Linked DNA regions of Homo sapiens: region 2 is linked to region 1. A link is a loop called in an ENCODE intact Hi-C map of the cell type or tissue named here. Cell type or tissue: B cell. All regions are shown on one strand.

Region 1 (8,000 bases):
TGGGACATTTTCTGCCATTATTTTTTCACATACCAATATATGTACCATGGGAGTCCTAGAAGGAGAGGAGAGAGAAACAAAAGGACATAAAGAATATATATGTCCTAAGAATTTTCAATACCATTTACTAACTATTAGATAGAAGTAATAGTTTTTTCTCCCCCTTATTAATCTCTTTTTTCTTCTACTTAATCATTAAGAAATATCGCCTTTTATAATAGTCACTAATATGTGACTATTTATAATCAAAAATAATATGAGAATCAATCATATGCAAGTTGATATAATACGACACAATTTGCCAGAGAGAAGTTATACAGAAGGAGGAAATAAGAAGAAGAAGAGCAAGTTGAGTGTTCTATGGTTTTGTCAGCTTTGTCCCTTCCAATTTGCTAAAGCTTATGTGGTTTCCTTTACTATAGTGAATATGTGAGGGGAAGAAGCTTGAAACAAGGAGGTCCTGTTATATGCCAATATTGATCTATAAAAACTCTAGATGAAGCTGAAAAAGTTCTGGGGTAAAATCCAAGGACACAAGTAATAGACATTTAAGAATCATTACATTTTCTTTCTAAGTAAGAATGTAGAAGTCAAGCTTTATATAATTCAAGAGGAGCAGAAAGGTAAGAATAACCTAGAGAGAAGAGCAAGGAAGTGGGATTCTAGGAGAAAAGGTTTTTTGTTTGTTTGTTTGTTTGTTTGTTTGTTTTTTGGCAGGAGGTGTGACAAAAATGGAAAAGAGAAAGTAAAAAATATGGGTAACCCCACAAGAAAAGCAAATACAAAGGTCAAATCGGGTGAGTAAGAATAAGTGCATGAAATAAAGAGGGATGAACAAACGGGGTGGGGAATTTTCAGGGTAGGAGAAAAAGATGGGAACTTTGAAAAAAGTGGGAATAAGGGAGAAAAGGGTATTAGTACTGAGCTTTGAAGGAATGGTTGAGGGAATTATAGAAGGTCAAATGATGGAAATGGGTGCAGCTTGAGAGAAAAAAAGAGTTACTGGGTTAGGATGACAAGAAAGGCAAAGTGATGAGGCTTTGCCTTTGACTCTTGGACTGTGTTTAATGAAGCTAAAAGCACACACTTGTTAGGTTATAAAGTGAGGTAAAGAACTATCGAGGGAGAGAGACTGAGTACCTGATGTCAATTCTTATTACAGTTCTTTAAGATTTCTGTTTTATCAAAGGATCTCACTTTCTTCCCACCTCATTCTACAATGTAGTAGTATTCTAACACTCATGCACATCAAGGTACTTGTGGGAGAGAATATCCTGTAAGAAAAACATATACAACCTATAGATTTCTGATTCATAGCACATGAGGAGTTCATTAAAAACACACAGAAAATAACAAGACAAAAAACTTTGGACACCCCCCTCCCGAAGCTCATTCATGGGTCCCATCCTTTAATCTCACCAATTTACATAAATATGAAACACCTGACCAAGTTTTCAAGTAATTTGTCACTCATCTTACCTCCTAAGGAAGACTATGTTTTCATTTAACAACAAATAGGCCAGGTGCAGTAGCTTATACCAGTAATCCCTTTAGAACGCCAAGGTAGGAGGATCGCTTGAGGCCAGGAGTTTGAGACCAGCCTAACATACAAGGACCTTTGATTCTGCAAAAGATAAAAAGCATTAGCTGGGCATGGTGGTGCTCACCTATAGTCCTAGCTATCCAGGATGCTGAGGCAAAAGGATCATTTGAGCAAAGGAGTTCAAGGTTACAATGAGCTGTGATCGCATCACTGCATTCCAGTATGGGTGACAGTTCTTGCTCACAAGAACCTGTCTTTATAAAACAAATGAACAACTTAACAACAAATACTTGTTAACAGATATTTAATTTACTATGTGCCAGATATGTACTCCAGGCACCTGAACAACATGAAAATAGAATGTTTTGTTTTCCTCTAGCCATGTCTATTTGCTGGTGTAGTCAGACAGTTTGGGGACAAGCAGAGGATTGTGGTGTTTTTGATGGTGGTGAAAGTGGAAGGATTATCCCAGGGATAGCATTATTAATCCCATATCATAATAAGGCCTGAGTGAAAAGACCCCTGACCTGGCAAATATCAGATTCTGCTAGATATGAAATGAAAATGAAAATTACCTTATTTTGGATACTTTGGAAGCCTGCTTTGTATTTTCCCTCCAGAGTCAGTATTGTATCAATGTGCTATGAATTTTCAATACCATTTACTGAGTAACTATTAGATAGAAGTAATAGTCTTTTTCTCCCCCTTATTAATCTCTTTTATTCTTCTACTTAATCATTAAGAAATATAGCCTTTTATAATAGTCAGTAGCTACAACTTTGCTGTCCCTAGGGCCCAATGTTTGGCTGAGGTGTCCTCACTTAGTGTGCACGTGACCAGAGCTCTGCAGTGACTCGGAGCAGCAGCAGAAGGGGAAATAAGGAAGTGGCACCATCTCGGGACCTGAAAATCAAGCTAGAAGAGCCCTAATCATTCATCTGTCATCAGCACATAAACATCCCTTTTCTACTGGTACTCAGACAAGGCAGGCTTGCTTGAATGCACTACTTGCTCTGAAGTTCTTCATTTATAAAATAATAGACCAGGAATGGCGGAAGGGGTGTGTGTGTGTGTGTGTGTGTGTGTGTGTGTGTGTGTGTGTGTTCATATGTGTGTATAATGTACATCTCTTCTTTGACCCCCTTTGGTTTCCAGTGTTTGCATCATTAACTAAGCTGATTGTGACTGCCCTCTACATTTATTTAAATAAGATAGAGTATTTTAAAAAGAAACTTAACGTAGGCCTTGGCACTTAGGGATGCTCAGTTATAGCGCCTGTGTATAAAAGCACCCAAGGGGTTTACATGGCCAGACTTTTCACCACTTCTGTATTCTTGGCTGGCCTCCCTCCTCTGAAACCTCAGCTGGGGAGGGACCCAACTGTAAGAGATTTGTTTTCTGTGACATTTGCTATTTGTTGCTGGCTCACTGTTTCGGTGGGGGAGGTGTCATGCTAAAGTCTGTAGGGGTAGTAGACCATGCACTTTTTGAGACTATTACTCATCTCTCTCATGGAGAATGTCACCCAGTGTCACTTCCCCCATTTTTTGGTGTTTTAGAGCCGACCGAGTCCTTGTCACTCATGCAGCAAGGAGCAGACTTCAGAGCCTCAGTCAGAGAAAGTGGAGGAGGAGGCATCTTGCTTTCCCTCCCCCTTTCTTTTCAGCATTTCTGCATTTAGGTGAGCCCTTCTAGCTGTGTGTCCCTTGAGGAGTGTGACAGATTTGCTTTGCCCTTTAGCTTTGTGGTGAGGAGTCTCTTGCTTATTTTAAATAATATGACAATCTTCCTGGGCTGTAGGGCTTGAGAAGATGAACTTGTCAACAGAAATGTCTGTTGGTTTCAGTTTCTGCCTATTACCCTGTGAAACCAAGGCACAGGGTAAAATTTCTCAGTTTTGTTTTCTCGTATTTCAAGGCCTTCACATTTTACCCCCAACATTTTAATGCATAAGAGAGCTTTCTATCTGAACTTTGATTTGCGCTTAAGTTTAAACTAAACGTTTTCTCTAGATTGAGGTGGATCTTGGATGAACTATCCCTTTCCTCCCCATGTGCAGTGGCATGCCTCAGTACCACAGAGCCACTTTCCCTATGGTAGGCTAGGTCAGGGGACAGAAGGCTTTTGCATTGAGCTGTGTATGCGGGACACTGGGTTAGACAAAGTTGCACAGTTTTCCTTGGGAGTCAGTCAACACATATGCATTATTCAGTCCTCTTATATGCCAGGCACTGCGTGGGTGCTGCAGACGTAAGGCCTCTCACGCCTCTAGGATCACCGACTTTTATTTTATTGTGTAGCATCTCTTGAGTCTGGGGTGCTAAGGAACATGCTTTGGGAAAGCCTGTCTAGCTTGAAGAAGATCTAATCTATTATTTGTAGAAACCCTAGGAGGTGATTGTATAATGGCTTTTTATCTTCTATTCATGGAGGCTTACTGTCTAGAAGACCTTCTGTCTAATTCGTATAATATTTAGGTTAGGCTAGCTTAGCAAGGCAACATGATTGAATACAGACAAAGGAACTATATAGTCCTGGCCCTGTTACTCCATTCCTCTGTCCCCTCCATGTGACCCACACTTCCACTAGTCTCATTGGGTCTGAGAACAAATCTGAGAGGCAGAGCAACATTAGTGGCTAAGAGCTTCAGCCTCAGACACATGTGTTCAAAATTCTTGCTGTCTTTAATTTACTGGCAGGTGCGTGTCCCTTGAGCAAATTACTTATCTCTCTCTGCCTCAGTTTGACCTCACAGGGTTATTTGCAAGAATTAGATGTGACAGAATATTTTAGAAATTATCAGTATGCTTAGCATATAGGAAATGCTTAATAAATGATAGTTACTATTATGAGAAAGTATCATGCTCCTCAGATGAGCCGAAATTTTATAGCCCATTACCCCACTCATCTGCTATTTTGGGACTTTGAACACTCGCAAATTCTCTTCATTCTCCTCTTCCTCCCCCTCATCAATACTTTGTAATTGAGCACCTACTTTGTCATGAGTCATGTGTAGTAAAAGCATTTATTTGCATTATGGCTTGTAATCCCTCATCCTTTAAGCCTCTGCTGAATTGTTTTCTTCTCAACAAAGTCTATTTTAATCAAGTTATTTAAAATTGCAAACTGCACCTCCCTGAAACTCCTCATCTCTCTCGCCATGCTCTCCTCCACTCCATAGGGCTTACTTTCTAACATATTGCATATTTACTTACTCTGTTTATTTTTTTTATTTTTTATTTATAACCCCTTTAGAATACGAGGTCCATAAAGACAGAAATATACATTTTTTTAAACTGATGCATTCTAAATTCCAATTCAGTGCCTAACACATAATGCATGCTCAGTAAGTATTTGTTCAGCAAACTGGTGAATGTCATTTATTGAGCAATAACAAAAAAATTGTGACCATAAAAACACTTATTTTACATATAAAGAAAACAATTTCTCTTAAGTTATGAAAATTGTCTAAGGTGATAGTAGGTTTTAGAGTCTGGGTTTGACTTAATCTGATTTGAGAGCCCAATCCTTGATAATTTTTCTCCACTATCCTTGCCACTTAACTACACTTGGGAGTTTTCAAGAAATGATTCCTACTTGCTCACAAAAATCTAATTCCTGTCACAACTAGATGGCAGAGCTGTGTGGTCCGTGCAATAAGGGGGAGAAGGCCTCTGACTTCTTCATGTTACTCACTTTTAGAAGGGCCCCAGAGAGGTGGTGTTTGTGCTATTACGTTTTCCAGAGTGTTACCTGAGTCTTTAGTGTTACTTTGAGCCATGAGCACATAGGCTAGACCAGGTGTGATCTGAACGCCTTTACTTTTAAAAAAAATCTTTACTTTCCTGTAACAACTAAGGTTTATAGATCACCACTCTTGTATGAATCTCTAAACAGTGTATTGTTTAGCTTTTGGGAATTTGAGTGCTAAGCATAGATCTTGCTGTGTATAGAAAGTGTAACATTGTCCCTATCGAATGACAGCTCCTGGGAGATGATAATCTAACCAGTCTCTGGGCCATGGACTGGCTTTAGTTTTCCTGAGAGTTTATAAGAGCCTCTTGGGGAAGTCAGTGGGCATGATTACAAGCAAAAAACATGAGTCAGCACACTTGGGACATCTGGTGAGGCTGATGGATGGACCAGGCTCTGGGCATGTGATAGAAATGTGGCCAAATGGAGTGGCTGCTTTTTATTTACTGCTTCTTATCTCACCACCACCTCTCTGCAGGCTTCAGGGGCAGGGCAAAGCAGAATGATTCTTTGATATGAAAGAAATGTCTTCAGCTGACCTAAGCTGAAGGGCAGGAACTTCAATCAGCAAATGGTCAAGAAAAGCCAAGGACAGGTAAGAATCTGTACCTGGACCCCTGGCATATTCTGTACTCAAGTTAAAAAGATGGCTCAGTTGACACAAGGGTCTTAGTGAAGGTGGCCCTCACCATAGTTATTTCTTGCATCACATTATGTCAATTTAGACTGGTTGGCTAGATTCCAACTTCCTGCCTGGAAGGCAAGGGTCTTTCTACCAGTGTTCTGAAAGCAGAGTTGGGGAAGACAGCAAGAGTGTGATGCATTTCCCATTCACAATGCATGGTCTCTCCCTCTTTGTGTTGGGTCAGTTACCTACGCCCACAACTGTACATGCTGTCCCCTAGATCCAGGGACCCTGTTTAGAAAACAAATCTTCAGGCCGAGCGCGGTGGCTCACGCCTGTAATCCCAGCACTTTGAGAGGCCGAGGCGGGCAGATCACGAGGTCAGGAGATCGAGATCATCCTGACTAACACGGTGAAACCCCATCTCTACTAGAAATACAAAAAATTAGCTGGGCGTGGTGGCGGGCGCCTGTAGTCCCAGCTGCTGGGGGTGCTGAGGCAGGAGAATGGCGTGAACCTGGGAAATGGAGCTTGCAGTGAGCTGAGAGCACACCACTGCACTCCAGCCTGGGTGACAGAGCAAGACTCTGTCTCAAAAAAGAAAGAAAGAAAGAAAACAAATCTTCAAATTCTACCAATGTGTGAAAGGGAAAATATGGAGAAGATAAGGGAATCTAGGCATTCTAACTGCTACTGAAAAAAGTCCTCGCTTGCTCCTCCTTATTCTAGACAGCCCTTTCACCGCAATTCCAGAGACCTAAGCCCTCAGTTCCTAAGCCTCGATTTTCTGGTGTTAATTGGGTTGGTTCTTCTCAGTTTTGTCCGCTGTCAGGATGAGATTCAGCTTTCTCAGACCTGCTAAGTTAGTTTTCACTTGCCCATCTGCTTCTAGCTCAGAGACCAAGTTGTGTTGCTTTGGCCTTTTCTCCTATTCCAACCGTTCCTGTGGATTTATGTCTTTTGAAAGATTCCTTTATTGTAGTTTATAAGGAGAAGTAAAATTAGATGCATATATTAAATTTGCCACCTTAACTAGGAACCTCTGAAAAAAATAATGTCTTTCTTTTCTTCAGAGCTCACTTCATCCTCTTCAGGAGGAGCCATCTGTTGGCTACTGGAGGAAAATATTCACAGTGTTCATTTGGATTTAAATTAGTTAAATCAGATAATTTAATCCATTCCTTTAAGTAATGCTCAGACTCCAGGAAGCAACAACAATGACAACAACAACTGTGTTCTCTATGACTGCTCCACTATTCTTTTTTTTTTTTTTTTTTTGACTGCTCACTATTCTACGTTTCTCTCAAAGATGGTATCCAGACATCTGGATAAGGAGGTCTGAGCGGAGGATTTTGGCCCTTTGGGGCCCATGTTCTCTGGACTCTGGGTGATGTTTGTGTTCACCTATTTGCTGTTTGCCTTCCTGGTATTTTGTTGTGAAGTCAGTGGCTGGTCTCTTGTTGCCCCATTTCCCTCCTGGCTTCCTCAGAACCTAGTAGTGCCCTTTTGCTGGCCTAGCTTAGCCCTGTCTCCCATTGGCTTCAGGCCCTGGGGGCTCCACTGTGTCCTCCTGCTAATTCACTGGCTCCAAGATCCACCTCAGCCCCTTCAATAAGGCCACTGCCACTGTGGATTCAGCAGCTGGTGGCTGGATCTTGACTCATCCCTGATACCCCATGGGAATCAAAGGTTACTTTGGAAAGCTGAACTTAAGAGACTCCCTCCACACTGAGCTTCCTAACTGATGTAGTCATATATCAGGTTGGTGTAATTATTCCCCAGATGCCTCAACAGGGAGCAGGGAATAAGCAGCCCTCTTGCCCTCAGTTTTACTCTAATGCATTCCCTCATCCATGGGCCAAGGCCTGGAATGGGGGCAATTGGAATACACATGGTTAAGAGTCTTGCTCTCCTGCCTTCTAATTTTCTGTGTTTTATTAAAAATTCATGGGGGAGTGGCCTTTCCTTTTATTTCCAGAGTCATGTCTTTGAGCAGCAAGACTCTCAGGGGGTTTGCCATCAGAGACCCAGGGATCTATCATCTCCACACGATGAGCCATGTCTGTGAGTTGGGTTCTT
Region 2 (8,000 bases), 200 kb after region 1:
GGGAATAGAACTTTAAAAATATCCACATCTGCCTGGGGATCTATAGGAAGATTCACAGAAAGACTGAAACATCTGAGTCAATGAAATGCTGTGCAGACTAGAAAGGGCAATTCAGATAAGAGATATGAATATACTGGACTTCCTGTGATTTTTGAATGGGTTTAGCTCTATTTATCTTGGTAAATTATTTTATAATTCATGGCAAATTTTGGAGACAGTATAGAATTAGAAAAATTCCAGAAAACTAAAAATTGATAAATGTTATTTATATTTTCAACTTTACAGTGTAGAATACAATGAAAGAAAATGTTGTGGATTGGTTGAGAGAATACGCCCTGGACTTAGACTGCTGAGAAAAACTTCTGGCTTTATTCCTTACTGGTTTTGTGATTTTAATCAAGTTATTGAACATCCCTGTTCTTCAGCTTCTTCATCTATAAAATGGGATAATAAAAGGATATATTTCAAGAAGTCATGAGGATTACTTAGGAGAGTACGTGGCACACAGTAAGCTGTCAATAAATATGAGCTGTTTCACAACTCTAAACACTAGAGGCCAAAGTGTTTGGTCTCAGTAACAAAAATAATCCAAAATAGAACGTTTAAAAGATTCTTAACACAGAAAAGGAAGTGGTGATATTTTAGGATCAGAGTGGGTTCACTAATAACATGTTCTTTTAGGACCCCACACACTTCCTGTTTGGGCATCTGTGTTTGCTGACACACGAAAGAGATTTCATAGACCTAGCACATACGGATTTTATCAAACAATTTTGCCATCCTTATAAAAAAGATGGAGAAATGTGTACATAGAAGGCTGTGATAATATACACAGATAAGGAACTAAGCTAGTCACCAGAGAAACAAAATAAAAGTATGTTCCTATTCTCAAGAAGATTAGAGTACATTAGAAAAACAGATATTTACACAAATACTTAGTATAATAACAATATATATCCAGTACCGTAGTGGTACAAAGGAGAGCCGTCAATTCTGCTTTAGTGATTGTGGAAGGCAAAAAGGTACCAAGGAGGAAGATATGAACTAGTTTTGAAGGCTGGTTTCTTGTCCTCATTGAATGATTTTTAAAAAAACATCTTGTTATGTTATTAAAAGCATCAAAACTTCAAAATGCATTTGATTATTTTAGTGAAAATAATTTTATCCATTTGTCGATTTTAAAAAGCTACAATATTGAAGCATTTGTTTTAGTTATGATTCAGACCATTATTCTCAGAACCATACCTGTTGCTCGAGATCCATGTTTTCTTACTCCTGCTCCTCTGGCAGAGCTCTCCTCCTCTCCATTGCTTCTGCTCTGTAGACCATGATCCTCCTAGCCTATCTCCATAGCTTCTTAGGTGGTCTTGCTCTGTCTCTCCCACTCATCTTTCATCACACCACCAGAGTTACTTTCTTTGAAACAGGTCCGATCAAGCCATAAACTTCTAAAATAACTTAAAAGTTCCTGAATAGGAAAGCAGAGATTCCTTGGGCTAGCCTTCTAGCAGCTTGGGATTTGGCCTCCTGTTGCCCAGTGTTGGTTCCCATTTCATATCTCCACATGTCATCTTCACCAGGCCATGGGACTACATACACTCTCTGCCACCCTTCTGTGTTCTTGCTCATATTGCATCCTCACCTGCTACTCTTTTATCACACAAAGACTAAAATGCCTCCTCTTTCTCCCATTTAGCTAGAGTTTGTTATATTTCTTTACTATAGTCCTCTGCTTATCATCGCACTTGCTTCTTTCTTTACAGTATTGGATGAGCTAGTGGGAAAAGAACTGGGCAAGGATTTGAGCAATCCAGATTCCAATTCCTGCATTCCCTTAACCTCACTGTGTCTCAGCTTCCCCATTTGTAAATGAGAGATTAGGGATTAATTTTCTTTATTTAAAATATTTTCAACTCCATAGTTCTGATTTGAATCAGTCTGTCTATCCTAGCAGATGTAGCTTCTTGAGGAAGTCACAATATCTTAGAAATCTTCACATCATCTTTGGTGCCTACCTGTGCTTTGTACATAGAAAAACCTTAATAAATATATGTGCAGTGAAAAAAATTCATGAATGAATGAATAATTCCATATTTTCTTTATATAAAATACATCCAAATGTTTCATCATTATTTTTGTAGTTTAAGTAAAATATAACCTCCAATTCTGTATTTCTAGAGACAATATAATAAAAGGCAACTATTAATAGAACAAGTCATAGAGATTCAAGCTTTTCAACATTTATCTTTTCAAGCACCATGCAAACATACAAGATGCAAATTCATAGAGCGTGAAGAAACTAATTATATACTTGGTTGCTAGAAGGAACTCATTGAAGCTAAAAAAGAAACAAATTTAAGATAAACAGAGAAAAAGCTACCTAAAATAGCTAGTTGTAAACTGATAAAAATATTTTGAAAATCAGCATCTATCAAGCATTTTTTTTTTTTTTTTGAGACAGAGTCTCGCTCTGTTGCCCAGGCTGGAGTGCAGTGGTGTGATCTCGGCTCACTGCAAGCTCCGCCTCCTGGATTCATGCCATTCTCCTGCCTCAGCCTCCCAAGTAGCTGGGACTACAGGTGCCCGCCACCACGCCTGGCTAATTTTGTTTTTTTGTATTTTTAGTAGAGACGGGATTTCACCGTGTTAGCCAAGATGGTCTCAATTTCCTGACCTGGTGATCCACCTGCCTCGGCCTCCCAAAGTGCTGGGATTACAGGGGTGAGCCACCGCACCCGGCCCTATTGAGCTCTTTCTATGTGCCAAACACTGAACTAAGTTTTTTCTGTGTATTATTTTACTTTAATCCTTAAACTACTCTGTACAGTAGAATTAATTATCCTCCCTTGACACATAAGAACACCTATCCCCAGAGAAGGCACACAAATTGCTCAAGCTCACACAAAATATAAATAGCAGAGTCAAGATTTAAACAAGCCTGTCTACATCTAAGCCCATTCTCCTAACGACAGCACACAATTGCCTCCCCAGAGGTGATATAGCCTAGAAAATAACAGATTGTTTTAAATGTCTTAAAAAGACAAGTTATAGAATTAAAAATAGTTAAGTAGCTCATTTTATTGAAAGAAAAATGACCCATTTATACTAAATCAAGGAAAAAGGGTGGTTTGTTAAAAGGATTTACAAGGCCTGAAACAGGAACTGAAATTATGTCAGAAACTAAAGCAGCCCCGAGCGTTGACTGTTTTAAACTTTTTCTTTCGAAAAGCTACGTGGTCTCTTCCTCTCTCTCTCTCCTATTCATATGACAGCCCTTGCTTTCCCCTCACATCAGCTTTATTTTTCCAGCCTATCAACAATTCCATGGCATCATTTCACTTCTTCTTCACTGGAAAATGGTACGTTTTTTTCCTAAGTTCTAGATCAAATTACCAAGAAAAGTAATTAGATTTGTCCAGCTCATTTTGTTGCACAAGGACATGGATCACACTGTGTGTCTCCAGCACTCTGCTGGGAAGAGGATGCCCTGACCAAACATTAATACCTGGCTTTCCAGGCATATGCCTTTTTTCTCCCTTACCCCTGAGGTTACCTGCTCTCTACCACTCCACAATTCTTTTTTTTTTTCCTACAACCAAGTTTCTACAAAGAGTAGTGTAATTTTTTTGTCTCATCTTCCATTTCTCCTTATCTAGTAATTATACTTCCCATTTGTTCTTTAATCATTGATATCTGGATTATGCCCCCAGATGTCACAGAAAATGATCTTGTTTATGTTGTCAAAAATTATCTACCAGCAAAATCCAATTAGCAATGTTCAATCCTCTTAGTATTTGACTTCTTGGAGCCTCTAACATTGTTGACCACTCCTTTATTCTTAATCTCTCACTGTCTGTTTCTGTGGACCTATTATTTTCTTCCAGTTAATGTCATTTGTCCCTGGTTGCTCCTTTACAGGATTTCCTTCCTTTGCCTGTCTTCAAATGTTGGTGATCCCCACGTCTCAGTCATTTGCCCCATTTTCACTTTACCCACTCTCTATAGCGATTTTATCCTTGTCAGTGACTTCACCCAGAAGGCTGTTGACTTTTAAATATTCATCCCATCTCATGCAACTCCTCCTGAGTTCCAGCTGCATACTGGTAAAGCCCACTTGGATATTCTGCAAACATCTGAAACTATACCTTTATAAACCTAAACACATTATCTCATCCACACTAAATTTTCTCCAATTCCTCCTTGCATATTCCCCACCATAAAAACATCACCATCTTCCTCAATATGTCTAAGAAGGTTCTTCCTCTTCTTTATCCCTCACTTTCAATCAATCACTATACTGGTTAAGATTCTGATTACAATTAATAGAAACCAACTTAAGCTAAATGAGTGGAAAAAACGATCTGTCATAAAGGTACAATAATTCTTGCATAATCCAAGGACAAAAATGTACATGGGCCTTATGCATCAGAAACAGTTCAATGGAGTTTCTTCCTGTATGTATTAGTCAAGATTATCCAGAGAAACAGAATCAGTAGGAGATTAGATAGATAGATAGATAGATAGATAGATAGATAGATAGATAGATAGACAGATGATAGATAGATAGGGTAGAAATTGGCTTACAAAATTATGAAGGCTAAGAAGTTCTAATATGGAGGACCAGAAAAGCCAGTGGTATAATTCAGTCCAAGTCCAAAGACCTAAGAACCAGGGAGCTGATAGTATAACTCTTAGTCCAAGGCAAAGGGTCTAAGAACTGGGGTAAGGATAGTGGGTGCTGGTGTAAGTCCTGGAATCCAAAGGCAAGAACCAGGAGCTCTGATGTCTGAGGGCAAGAGAAGATGGATGTCCTAACTCAAGAAGAGAGAGAGCAAATTCATCCTTCCTCCTCCTTTTTGTTCTATTCAGGCCTTCAGGTGATTGCATGATGCCCACCTTCATTGGTAAGGGCAGATCTTTATCCAGTCTACTCATTCAAGTACTAATCTCTTCCAGAAACACCTTCAAAGACACACCCAGAAATGTTTTACCAGCTACCTGGGCATCCCTTTGTCCAGTCAAGTTGACACAAAATTAGCCATAACAAATTCATCCCTTGTCAACTTGGCATCCATAGGCATACCCTTACACCATATTTAATTTCTAAATAAAGACAATAATAAGGTCATAATTCCACCTAATACAATACAGCTATCCTATGTGCAACCAAAAATGCACTAATCCCTTCCCCAGAAGAGGAGGTCAAATCCTTAAGTAATGTTTACTCTTCTCCTGATAGCCCATAACTTAAATAGTATGATGTACAATTAACAATATTTAAATACTATGATCTAAAGTCAATACCTCTTATGTTACATAATAAAAAAATAAAAGAGGAAAGAAAACAGATATTTGTTTTCATACACACACAAGTGCACACACATACACAAACACACAGAGGTATTTATAACAAAATGAAGAGAAACTACTCATGACAATCACAGGAATTGCAGTCCTCAGTTCTATAACTAGTCACATGGTCATAGCTGGCATTTCTAACTACCCTTTTCCATTACCTATTCTATATTCCTTTTGCCTTCAGCAAGAACTTCAGCTGGTCATGGTTCTTTACCTGAAGGAGCGACCTAAATGTTTATTGCTAAAGGGTCTGGGCCATTCTGTAGTCTTGCCTCCATTGAGTTGTAGTTTTTACCTTAATCACAAGACATTATAATACTAAGAGATGCCCTGGGGGACTTTCTGTATTCCAGATATACTCTTTCTTACCTCCATTGTGTGTGTGTTTTTTTTTATTTTTATTCATTTACTTTTTATTTTTTTGAGATGGAGTCTTGCTTTGTCACCCAGGCTGGAGTGCAGTGGCATGATCTCTGCTCACTGCAAGTTCCGCCTCCCAGGTTCACACCATTCTCCTGCCTTAGCCTCCTGAGTAGCTGGGACTACAGGTGCTTGCCACCACGCCTGGCTAATTTTTTGTATTTTTAGTAGAGACAGGGTTTCACCGTGTTAGGCAGGATGGTCTTGATCTCCTGACCTTGTGATCTGCCTGCCTAGGCCTCCCAAAGTGCTGGGATTACAGGCTTGAGCCACTGCGCCCAGCTCTTACATCTATTGTGAAGTAGTAATTCATTTTTTTCTTCATAATCCAGATCAATCGCCTCACCCAACACTGTAACACTTCCTGGCCTATTGACTCAGAGCATGAGGAAACCAAAGTGACCAGGGGTGAGTCTTAAGTTCTTGTTTAATGGAATCATAATTGTGTCTCCTTGTGGGAGCATTTTTGCCTCTGGAACTAAGACTTTTAGGCTTTAATTTTGCTAGGGGACCACTAAGGGTAATGGTGAGTGATACCATTTCCATTTCCACCCTTTGATTCTTGGGCCCATGAAACCTGATTCAGAGCATATGCAGCTTTCTGGAGAACCTTGCTCCAGCCCTGCAAGATATTGCCGTCTAGTTGGCACTGTAACTGAGTCTTCAAACAGCCTTTCAAGATGGTGGGGAACATGGTAAGACCAGTGAATTCTATGAACATGGACCCATTGCCACATTTTATTGTCTGTGAAGTGAGTTTTTTTTTTATCAGAAACCATGCTGTGTGGATACCATGACAGTGGGCAAGGCATTCTGTTAATCCATGAACAGTGTTTTTGGCAGAAGTTGCATGCAGGGAAGGCAAATACATATCCAGAGTATGTGTCTCTTCCAGTAAGGAAAAAATGCTGTCCCCTCCATTAAGAAGCAGTCCAATGTAATCGACCTGCTACCAGGTAACTAGCTGATCAACTGAGGGGAACAGTGCTGTATCAGGGGCTTAGTGTTGGTCTCTGCTGCTGGCATGTCAGCCATTCAGTTGTGGCTGTAGCCAAATCAGCCTTAGTAACTGGAAGTCCATGTTGCTGAGTCCATGCATAACCTTCATCCCTGCCACCACAGCCACTTTGTTTCTAGCCCATTGGGTGATCACAAGGGTGGCTGAAGAAAGAGTTTGACTGGTATTTACAGAAAAGGTCATCCTATCCACTTGATTATTAAATTCCTCCTCTGTGGAGGTCACCCTTTGATGAGCATTCACAAGGGACAGAAATGATTCGTTGCCCATTTAGAGAGGTCTATCCACATACCCCTCCCCCCAGTTTCTTTGTCACCAATTTTCCAACCACATTTCTTTCAAGTCCCTGACTATCCAGCCAAACCATGGGCTACTTTCCATGAACAGGTATATAATCTCACATCTGGCCATTTCTACACCCAAGCAAAGTGAATAACCAGGTGGCAGAATTTTTCTTCACCACTGTCCTCCAGGGCAATGTCCTAGAGAGAGGCATGCAGCTGTCCGCTTTCAGGCAGTGCCTGCATATCATGTAGAACCATTTGTAAACCAGGACCTAGTCTTTGCTTTCCCAGTCAACTAAAACATCCTCACAGACACACACAGAGATAATGTTTTACCAGGCCACCTGGGAGTCCCTTAGTCCAGTCAAGCTGATACATCAAGTTAACTGTCACACCATATTTTATTTCTGCTCTTCTCTGCATATCACTTTTATCTTTATGTCCTACCCATACTGGCTTTAACTGCATCTCACTCCATTTACAGGGAGCAGATGAACTTTCCCATAGCTCCCAAATGTTTATCTTCTCCAGCCAAGAGACCATCTCAGAATAGTTAATCCTGGAAAAATCACCTCTAAGAGTAGGCTCACATGGCAAAAATGAGACTGCTGAGTCCCAGCTTTATAGATAAGCAAGTCCAATAAGGAAATCATTACAAGCTTAGGAGAAATCCCAATAGTTTCTATTGTTTCTATCATAATCATTAAATTCTGATAATTCTATGTCATACATTCTTTTTTTTTCTTTCCAACTGTATTATGCTGTTTTTACATTGCTATAAAGAAATATCTGAGACTGGATAATTTATAAAGGAAAGAGGTTTAATTGTCTCACAGTTCTGCTGGCTGTACAGGAAGCATAATGCTGGCATCTGCTTGGCTTCTAGGAAGGCCTCAGGAAACTTACAATCATGGTGAAGG

The links. A loop is a pair of places that touch in the nucleus more often than their neighbours do. Peaks named below come from ENCODE experiments on the same cell type or tissue, not always from the same donor. Only the 100,000 strongest peaks of a DNase experiment are listed, where the experiment ranks them.
Region 2: it touches region 1 in a loop (9-fold over the local background); 7 of 110 quality-filtered maps call a loop at or near these places.

Annotation. Positions count from the first base shown.
Region 1 is chr1:172,816,074-172,824,073 of GRCh38, forward strand. It overlaps LOC107985225 (a long non-coding RNA gene), which reads right to left and starts at 1,624. Exons shown (of 3, transcript XR_001738297.2): 1 at 1,480-1,624; 2 at 1,141-1,274; 3 at 1-55. RefSeq lists an enhancer at 3,005-3,454. In B cell, no CTCF peak of the experiment used is centred here; DNase peaks (open chromatin) are centred at 2,468 and 3,008; H3K4me3 peaks cover 1,520 bases; H3K27ac peaks cover 2,604 bases.
Region 2 is chr1:173,017,388-173,025,387 of GRCh38, forward strand. No RefSeq gene overlaps it. Among named protein-coding and RNA genes, the nearest start is that of TNFSF18, 30 kb to the right of the region's middle. In B cell, no CTCF peak of the experiment used is centred here; a DNase peak (open chromatin) is centred at 3,174; H3K4me3 peaks cover 2,313 bases; H3K27ac peaks cover 4,072 bases.